Regions from separate parts of the Homo sapiens genome. Here region 1 is linked to region 2. A link is a contact called in ENCODE Hi-C data. All regions are on one chromosome and are shown on one strand. The core of a region is the stretch at or near the end of the contact, and the rest is flanking DNA. Distances in the headings are between cores, read along the strand shown. Region 1 overlaps PTPRE (protein tyrosine phosphatase receptor type E). Region 2 overlaps CLRN3 (clarin 3).

Region 1 (4,735 bases), core at 1,272-3,771, 41 kb before region 2:
CTGGCCAACATGGCAAAACCCTGTCTCTACTAAAAATACAAAAATTAGCCAGGCACGGTGGTGGGCGCCTGTAGTCCCAGCTACTCGAGAGGCTGAGGCACAAGAATCACTTGAATCCGGGAGGCGAAGGTTGCAATGAGCCGAGATCGCACCATTGCACTCCAGCCTGGGTGACAGAGGGAGACTCTGTTTCAAAACAACAACAACAACAAACAAGCTCACCCACCTTCGCTTGCCCTCCCTGCTGAAAACAGTCATGCCTGTCACCCTGTAACTTGTCCCTATTTCGAGCACAAACTCTTTCTCTACAAAAAAGCTTAAGAGTTTGTTCTCTTGTGTTCCTTTCACTTGTTCACTCAGTTTCCCAGAGACATCTTCTGCCATGCACCACGGTTAAGTTTATTTGTATGCATCTTGACACAGTATTTAAACCTCCACCAAATGTACCCTGGACTCATCATGGATATTTTCCAGCTTAAGCCTTCTGTGGGAACATCACTCCCTAAAACCCAGACCAGACATGGAAAAGTAGCACTCCCAGCTCTCCCTGGATCTGTTCTGATCCCTCAGGGGTCTCAGCTTCCACCAACCAGACATCAGGCAGTGGGAAATGAATGCAAGATCCTGACAGAGATACCCGGAAGTAAACTGCATGTGGTTTGAATCCTGTGTTAAAGGAAGATTGTGTCTCCACACTGGGCTGGATGATATCTTGATAGAGTTTCTGTCAAAACAGAAGCTCTCCTTGGAGCCTTTAAAAATAATTCAAAACTTTGGGAGGCTGAGGCAGGTGGATCACGAGGTCAGGAGTTCGAGACCAGCCTGACCAACGTGGTGAAACCCAGTCCTTACTAAAAATACAAAAATTAGCCAAGCATGGTGGCGGGCGCCTGTAATCCCAGCTACTCAGGAGGCTGAGGCGGGAGAATCACTTGAACCTGGGAGGCAGAGGTTGCGGTGAGCCGAGTTCGTGCCACTGCACTTCAGCCTGGGCAACAGAGCAAAATTCCGTCTCAAAAAAAAAAAAAAAAAAAAAAATTCAAACTGGTTTTCACATCAGGATCAAAACAGGCAAGCGATTCCATTATGAGGTTCTTCCCAGACTTGTAGCACTCGCTCTGGATAGCCAAGACTCCTGGGGCCAGGTCAGGGTGTCCCCACACTCTGTCTGCTTCTGGGAAGCCTGCCCCACCCCTCACCTGATAAGGTGATTGGATTATCTCTTTGAAATTGGGCAACAACAGGGAGAAAACACTGGACATTTCTTGGACTTGCTTTGCTATTACTCATGTCAAAAGAATGGCACGCCAGCCGCTATGCCGGGCTGAGCACCAGCTCTCCAGGCCTCTGCCTGGGACAGGAGTGCAGGCTGGGAATGCCGCCAGACGCTCAAGTTAGCCACAGCTGCCCACAGAGCTGCCACTGTTGCCACTAAGGGCTGGGTCTGGGGTCAGAGCAGTCCCTCCACCAATGCTGAGGTCACTAGCTGAAGGCCTGAGGGAGGCCGAGCTTGGCTGGGTCTGGGGTTCTGGAAGACGAGGTCCTAAGAGATGAAGCTGAGGATGGGAAAAGCCAGAGAGGGCAGAGGGGGAGGGAAGATGGGAGCAGGGAGGGAGCCAGAGAAAGGAACCTGGGCAGAAATGGCCCGACAGAAGCCGCTGTGCCTGGGGCTCTCAGCCCACCCACCTTGGTATAGAGTTCAGTCCCCTTTCTATGTTGTGGCTGGGAACAGAGTGGCAGGAACACACATCTCTTACGGGTTCAGTGGAACTCTTTAGAAGAAGGCCTAGCAAAAGTGGTATCATGTGTGGCAGATGGGGTTCTGTGGAGCAGAGAGCTGGGCAACCACTTTGTCCTAAGTGCCCACTTGGATGACAGGCCCCTAATGAATACACATGGCCCCGGCCCACCTGGAAGAGAAGAGCACAGCTCCTGGCATGAGGCCTTCTCAATCCCACACGGACAACACAAGGACCTCAGAGCGGCCCTCGATGGCCCCCTGGCCCCCTTGCCCCACGGAGTCTCCAGAGCAGGGCTGAGCTCCGCACAGACAGCCCCTTACGGGACTGCCTCCCACAGGACCCCCAGATTCAGGTTAGGTGTCCGGCGGCAAAGAATGCAAGGGCACCTATGGGTTTTGTTCACCATTGGAGTCTCAGCACCAGAAGGCCTTCCATTCACATGTGTTAAATGAACTTGAGACAGTGAATGAATGAATGGAACTGTGTAAATGACCATGTGTGGTGGCTCCTGTGGCTTCAGGGCTGCTGGGAGTGATCTCTGTCAGCTCAGCTGCCTGACATCCCAACATCAGCAACTTGTTTATTTAGTTAGCCTTTCTCCAGTAGCCTTCTTTCAAAAAGCAGCTCTTAAAATTGGACTTCATGAATTCACTAACAACTTGTCATGGATTAGTCTATTCCATTGCTTTCCTTTAGCAATTTCCTCCAGCAGTTTCACTTCCTGCAAGAGCAAAGTTCCTGCCCAGCACAGGGCTTCAGACTCAGCATCGATGCCTGCCTTCCACCGGCACCCTGAGCCACAGCACCCTGTCCATTCCTCCTGGACTCCCCTCCTGCCCTCTGCATTGAAGAAAGTCCTGACCTCATTCTGGGACCCTACAGAAGACCCTGGCATTCTCCACCCTGGCCACACTTGGAATTTCCTGGGGGAGCTTTGTAAAAAATGCAGCTGCCCTGGCCTCACTGTAGAACTTGGAGCCAATCATGAGAGCAGGGTCCAAGCAGGAGGCTCTCGGGAACCTCCCCTGTGACTCTGAGGCACAGCCCTGCTGGGCAACAGCTCAGTGAGCCTCTCCTGGCCCCCAGCTCTGTGCCCCCAGCCCAGTCCCTATAGACGTCCACATCCCTGGCATCACCTCCCCCAGTTCAAGATGGAGCTCACGTCCCTCCTGTGATTCTAAAGCCCTTCCCAGGCAGGTCCAGGTGTCTACCCCGGCCTTCCATCTGACTGCTCCCTGAGTGAGCCTGGAGGCCACAGGACGCCTCTTCCCACCCCATCCCCAGCAGCCGTGTGGCCCCTGCTTCCACACATAGGCATCACTCCTCCGTCTTGGGGATTATTGGTCTCAATCCCTTTTCAAATCCCTGCCCTGCTGCTACCCTATCTGGGCCTCCAGTTCCTTCTGTCAAAAATGCACTAATTGCTGCCCTCACCTGGTTTTGCAGCTGTGAGCACTGACCGAGTTAACATGTCCAAGTGCTTAGAGCAGGATCTGGCTGGCACTCAGCAAGTGCACCCTCAACACCAGTGATCGCTGGTATTATCGTAACGAGTATTTCATTTATTGCCCTGGACCCCCACTGAAAATAGGACACTTGCCAAAGGAGCTGTGTTTCCACCTCTGGCCCCTGGGAAGACAGAGGGCCCAAGCCTGGATTATCAGAACAGGGCAAGCCCCAGACACCGAGGAAGCTTTGAGGTTGGGCCAGTTATCCAAGCCTGGCTCGTCAGAGCCAAGGAGACTCATGTCTGGGTTGATCTGTAGGGAAACGCCCTCTCCTTACACAGGGAAGACAGAATGTGAGTTTGCTGGAGGCCCCACAGGACTGAGTCTGTCAGAGCACATATGAGAGAGAGCCAGGGCCTTGGTGGCAACATCTGGCCATGTGGATCCAGTTGTACCTGAGCTTTCAGTTTTGTAAGTCAACGCCCCTATGAACTTGACTGAACTTGAGTCATATTTCCATCTCGTGCATCCCTAAGGTCCCTGACTGATACGGAACCCAACCTCCCTTCAGCCCCGCCAGTGTATGGGGTGGTATCACACAGCTGCATTTGCACTGAAACGTCCTGGAGAGACCAGGGAAGTCCACGAAAGAAGAAGGGTTGCCCCAGGCTCGGGTACAGTGCCTCTAGTAGACTTACCCATAAATGCAATCTGGGTGGACTACAGCTGAGTCAGCCATGGGGGTTGGTCCCTCTGCCCTGCCACTGGGACTCCCCCACCTAGGAGCTTTGAAGAAGCAGGGCAGGGTGCTTGGCCACATGAGCTGTCACACGCCCACCAGCAATCTGGGAACTGGTACCCTGGCTGGGGTCAGGGAGCAAAGTGGACCCTCAGCCAGACCCAAAGCAGAGGCAGCAAGAGACCCCTCATGCTCCAAGGGGCTGCCCCTTCCCAGTGGGACTCAAGGTGCTCTTCTCACGGAGGCTTTCCAGCCTTCACAAATGCCTTGTGTCATTTGTTACTAGAGGCTGAGCTCAGGGTAACCAGCTATCAATTGCTTCCCAGGCTCCACGCACTTTCTTACCATTAGCTAAGCCCATTGCATTCAAACAGTTGAGTAACTCCCACCCAACATCATTCTAGCCACAAACTCGCAGCAGTTACCCTGAGAGAGCATGGCCACACTTCCTGCCTGCTAGGGCTAAAAATGGACACAGCACGCCGAGCCTGGCTGCTCCAATTTCCAAGATGCCAAGCCACTAAAGAAAGCATAACCTCCATAAAGCATTTACAAATTACTACTACACTGAAAAGGAAAAAAAAAAAATCCACTGCTAAGTAAAATAACCACGATTGATGTCACTGATTTCTACCCAGCACTGCCCATTCATTCAGGATGTGTATTTTGACATAACCAATAATAAATCATTTGTAAACAAAAGCATGCTGCACATAAGATGTTTCCACACGCTACTGCCTTCTCAAGCATCTCCTGGAAGTAATTTGCCAGGCGGAAACCACACCCAGAGGACTAGGGCCAAGCAG
Region 2 (4,755 bases), core at 1,071-3,570:
GGTGCTGGGAGGATGGAGCCCAGATGGGAAGCGGGTCCCAGCTTTGACTCACAGTCTTCTGGCTTTCACTGGGTTTTTCCAGGGCTCTGCAGCTGCCCATCTGCCCAGAGCAGGGCTGGGGAAGTACCTATTTGCCCTGCCCAGCTGCCTTCAGGGCCTTTTGCTCCCACCAGGCAGTCAGGTTTCTCCTGTTCTTTCCCTCTCCACCATCAAAACTGGACCTTGGGAATGAAGCCTGTCCTAAGGAAATGATTTCTGAGGTGGCTTCATGTAAGCTCCAGGTGACGCATTTTAACACAGGCCTGAAATTTTGAAGCACAGGAAGGAGGCTCTGGATATCAGACATGTCAGGAAGCCTCGGAGGAGGGGCTGAGGGCAGCATCATCCTGTCCCTCCATTGAGTGTCATCCTTACCACGAGGTAGGCGCAGGTGGCTGAAGGAGGCCAGCGTCTCCATGTCATGGAGTAGAGGTGTGCTGAGGAATATGAACAACTGGCTCTCCAGTAGGGAAAAACAAAAAGAGAAAAAAGCCCTGGTGATTGGAATCGTGTAAACACAGCCACATGGCCATTTTCAAACTCCCAATGTGAGATCACTGACGTGGAGTTGAGATGTACAAACTGGCCCCAGCACAGCACAGGTAGGACGGTGAGGGATGCTTTTTAAAATGGAAAAGCATTAAGCCAGGACTACAGGTGGACCAGAGTCACATTACATACTCACACCTCAGCTCTAAGGATTTGGGGTCAGGCTAGTTTAACCACATTCATATATGACTGGCTCTTTCTTTCTGTGCTTTTATTATTTGGGGGTAAAAACAAATAAATCCCCCAATTTAATGGGCAGCCACTATGGACGAGGCACAAAAGTCCTGTAGAATGAATATCACTGTTTCCCTTTCTTATGGCAGAGCTGAGTGTCAGAGGTTAAGGGACTTTGTTACACAATCAGATATACTCACCTGAATGCCAGAGTCCCTTGCCTAAGCTACTTGTATGATGATGGTTCACCCCAGTCAATCAAACCAAGGTAAACCAATTGGTACTTATGGCCAGGGTAAAGAGATAGATTATTTTTACTTTTGCTCATGCAACTAAGAAAGTACGAGAAGCAGTGGCTTCAGACACAGCTCGAGTCAAGGTCTCGGCCTGTGTCGTGAGGACTGTTTCCTGCCATTGCTCCATCTATTGAAATCCTCAGCGTTGACTCCATCATTCATTAATTGGCCAGATCAATCCTCTTGAAGATAAGATGACTGCTGGCCACTCTGGGCTCATTGCTGATGGTGGCAGCCCCAGGAGAAAAAAATTTCTCATTTCCTCCAAATTCAGAGAAAGTCCTGGGCTACTTTGCACTGGCATTGCCCTTCTCCCATCCCTTGACCAATCTCTGTGGCTGGCAGGGTTGAATTCCCCAAGCCATCCACTAATGGGCCAAGGCTACCTGCCCATCCTGGAGCTGGGGCTGGAATCGGCCCTTCCCCAGCCGCAGGGGTGAGTGGGGAAGGAAGCCTGCATTCCTGGAGGGAAAACAGGCGCCAGGACCAGAGTAGAGGGCCAGGTGTGGCGCCGGCCGAACAACAGGGACCCAGCATTGCTGTGTCTACAGCCTGCAGGGTTCAAAGTCCACTGCCTTTGCCACTAGGCTGTGGCTCCATATCTCTGCTCCTCCGCAGCAGAGTATGGGCTGGCTTTGCATATAGCAGAGGCCTCATGCATGTTTGTGAAGGAAAACATGAGAAACAGGGACCTGAGAGCCTCCCCGTAGCCCTGCCTACTCCTATCCACAAAGAATTGTTGGACGGAGAGGGAATTCCTGCCACCTTCCTTTCCTGGCTCAGGAGCAAGTTCTAACACACAGAGGGAGGCTGTGAGGTGGGCAGAAAACAACCTGAGAGGTTGATGTGTAAGGAGCAGATTGCATTCTGATGCCTGCCTGGGAGAAGGCCTCAGCACAGCTTAGCTTCCTCTAAATGCCCCTTGAGGCCTCTTGACCCTAACAGTGTTGATAGGCCTGACTTTTGCCCAAAGTAGCCCTTTGGGGGTTCCTGATTTTCTCACAGGAGCTTTGAGGGTTGGAGAACTTACTGAAACTCTCAGTTTCCAGGAGGCTCAGCCTGCAGAAGGGCTTGTATACAGAGATGTCTTAATTCTTGCCTTGGGTCATGGCTGTGGGACAGCATGATCAGACTGACTTCTGGGAGTCCTGGGGCCAGAAGGAAGTGCTCCAAACTCCTAGCGGCTGGTTTTGAACTACCTCTGCTTGGCCAGCAGATGTTGGGTAGGGAAGGAAGTGGGTTTCCTGGCTTGTTTCTGACAGAAAGAAGCAGGTTCTGCTTTGAGGAGACAAACAGCAGTCTCACTTCCTAGGTTCCCGTGACCTCTGACCTCAGCCTACCTTCTACACCACACTGACCTGATGAGGCTGTATCCTGGCCTCAGGGGATAAAATTGTCCCCTGAGAGAAGCTTGGAGCCAGAGACAACTTTGCAGACTGCCTGTTCCAAATACATTTGTGTCTCATCTGAGGAACTCAGAGAGTGGAAAGTGATCAGGAGGTCACAGGGCCCGATGGTCACAGGCCAGGACAGAAGCCAGGGTCCGTGAGCCTTCCGAAGCTCCTCATCTACCCCGGGGCTTCCTCCAGCCCCTATAAATCCTTCTGTCCCAGAGGCTGGAGAAGCCTGGCAGGTAGAGGCTCTGGGCATCTCATCACTAAAGGGGACTCAGGTTTGCATTTTGTGTCTGTGTGTCGGCCCCTCCCCATTCAAATCAAAGTTCTAGGCAGCCCGCTCTGGAAAAAAGCATTTAGACTATATACATCCTGCCCCTTTATGATTAAGCTTTTATAAGAAACTTCACAAGAGGAAAATGAAAGATAATTAAGGCTGTGAGGCACCTGGAGAGCTTCAGAGGGTCAGGGCTTTTGTACGGACAAATTATTAAGAAATAAAACCATTACATTGAGGATGAAGATCTGTCATCAAGGAGTGTTTAAAACATTCTCCTCATACAAAACCCCTCTAATTAAGGCCTTTTGATGGACCGTTTGGAAAGTTTCCCTGGGTGTGGGTTATAGCAGGATACATTTGATGTCCACTGAGTTCCGGGTACATGGCGGCAGACGGAGTCTCAAAGGGCTTCCGTGGCCAGGATCCCCTGGCGGCCCCCGTGCGTATCAGACCTCACTGGGTGAGCCTGCTCACCGGCCTCATCACAGATCCTGGAACATAGGCATCCTTATCCTCCAAAACCTTTCTTTTAACAGCTTTATTGACACATGAGTCACACACCATACAATTCACCCATTAAAGTATACAATTCCATGGTTTTTTGTATGTTCTCAGACATGGGCAAGGCTTACCACTGCCAATTTTAGAATATTTTGATCACCTTGAAAAGAAACCCCATGCCCTTTAGCTATCACCCCCTCCCAGCCCACTTCCAGCACTAGGCAACCGCGAAAGCCCTAATCTACATTTTTTTTTTTGTCTCTATCTCATTCCCTTTGAAAGATGAGGAATGAGGCTCAGAAAGGCTACATGACTTGTTCAAGTTCATCTAGCTGGGATTTCCAATCCTGTTCTCTCTGACTCCAGAACTACGTTCTTTTAACTAGACAAAAGTGGCTCTCCCAAGTCTATACTGAAGAATGTTCTTTAGGGCTCGGCAGAGTAGCTCACACTCGGCACTTTTGGAGGCCGAGGCAGGTGGATCACTTGAGTCCAGGAGTTCGAGACTAGCCTGGGCAACATAGAAAAAGCCGGTCTCCATAAAAAATTAGTCAAGCATGGTGGCATATACCTGTAGTCTCAGCTAGTCAGGAGGCTGAGGTGGTAGGATCAATGGAGCCTGGGAGGTGGAGGTTCAGTAAGCTGAGATTGTACCACTGCACTTCAGAGCCCAGGGGAGAGTGAGACCCCATCTCAAAACAAACAAAAAAGAATGTTTTCTAGTGGAGGATATTGTGAAGAATAAAAAAGGGAAGACATAAACATGCAATAAGTTCTCTTCTCTAATGAGTTTTGTAAGGAGATTCCTCCTGATTAGACACTTGCCAGTGGCATCATATGCCATGAGATTCAAGCTCCTGGGATGGCATTTGTGGCTCTCAGGGCAGCCCAGTCTCCGTACCCAGTTCTTAGGACCCTGGGACCTCTCCCCAGCAGCTGAGCTTGTATCTCACAGTCCCAGGTGCTCCAGGCCCACTGCCCACCCAGGGTCTTTTTAAGGCGGCTTCTTCCATCTGTGATGCCCTGTCCTTCCTCAGCTCTTCCCAGACCTCCTTATACAGCTTCTCTCTGAACTGTCCTAGTCAATCATTCATTCAGCACACTACTGCATTCACCACCTAGGAAGTGCGCTGTTTGGTAGACAAGTTACACAACTGCTTCTGAAAGCGTTTGAGTCAGCACATTCACTATTGGTCATACACAGCCCTGCACAATCTTTAGTGTTCTATGCCTAGACATCTAGTTTGTGTCTTACAATTTTGTACCTTCTCCCTAGTGCTTAAAAGAGTGTAAACTCCTGTGTAGATATGCAATACATTCCCATATATATGTGTTCCATAAAGATAAGTGACATTAAAAACTGTATCACCATGCCATGCATGAAACTCCATCTTCCTTTCAGCATCCTTCGTTTTTGTGACCATGATACTGTTTGTGGCGAACACGCAGTCCAACCAACTCTCCGAAGAGTTGTTCCAAATGCTTTACCCGGCAACCACCAGTAAAGGAACGACCCACAGTT

What was found. A loop is a pair of places that touch in the nucleus more often than their neighbours do. Pooled maps may share reads with other maps.
Region 1: a loop to region 2 is called in a pooled map, with 6 times the contacts of the local background. The contact joins two enhancer-like sites. A Hi-C loop is called at or near these places in 1 of 168 maps with a recorded cell type or tissue (endothelial cell of hepatic sinusoid) and 1 of 50 pooled maps.

The regions. Positions count from the first base shown.
Region 1 is chr10:127,919,702-127,924,436 of GRCh38, reverse strand. The region is part of intron 1 of PTPRE (protein tyrosine phosphatase receptor type E); the gene reads right to left. Among named protein-coding and RNA genes, the nearest start is that of PTPRE-AS1, 12 kb to the left of the region's middle. Within about 2 kb of position 2,521, at least 10 of the 41 ENCODE cell types and tissues checked have a DNase peak (open chromatin) inside an H3K27ac peak, as active enhancers do.
Region 2 is chr10:127,878,301-127,883,055 of GRCh38, reverse strand. CLRN3 (clarin 3) reads left to right here. Exons shown (of 3, transcript NM_152311.5): 3 at 4,636-4,755. Among named protein-coding and RNA genes, the nearest start is that of CLRN3, 12 kb to the left of the region's middle. Within about 2 kb of position 2,320, at least 12 of the 41 ENCODE cell types and tissues checked have a DNase peak (open chromatin) inside an H3K27ac peak, as active enhancers do.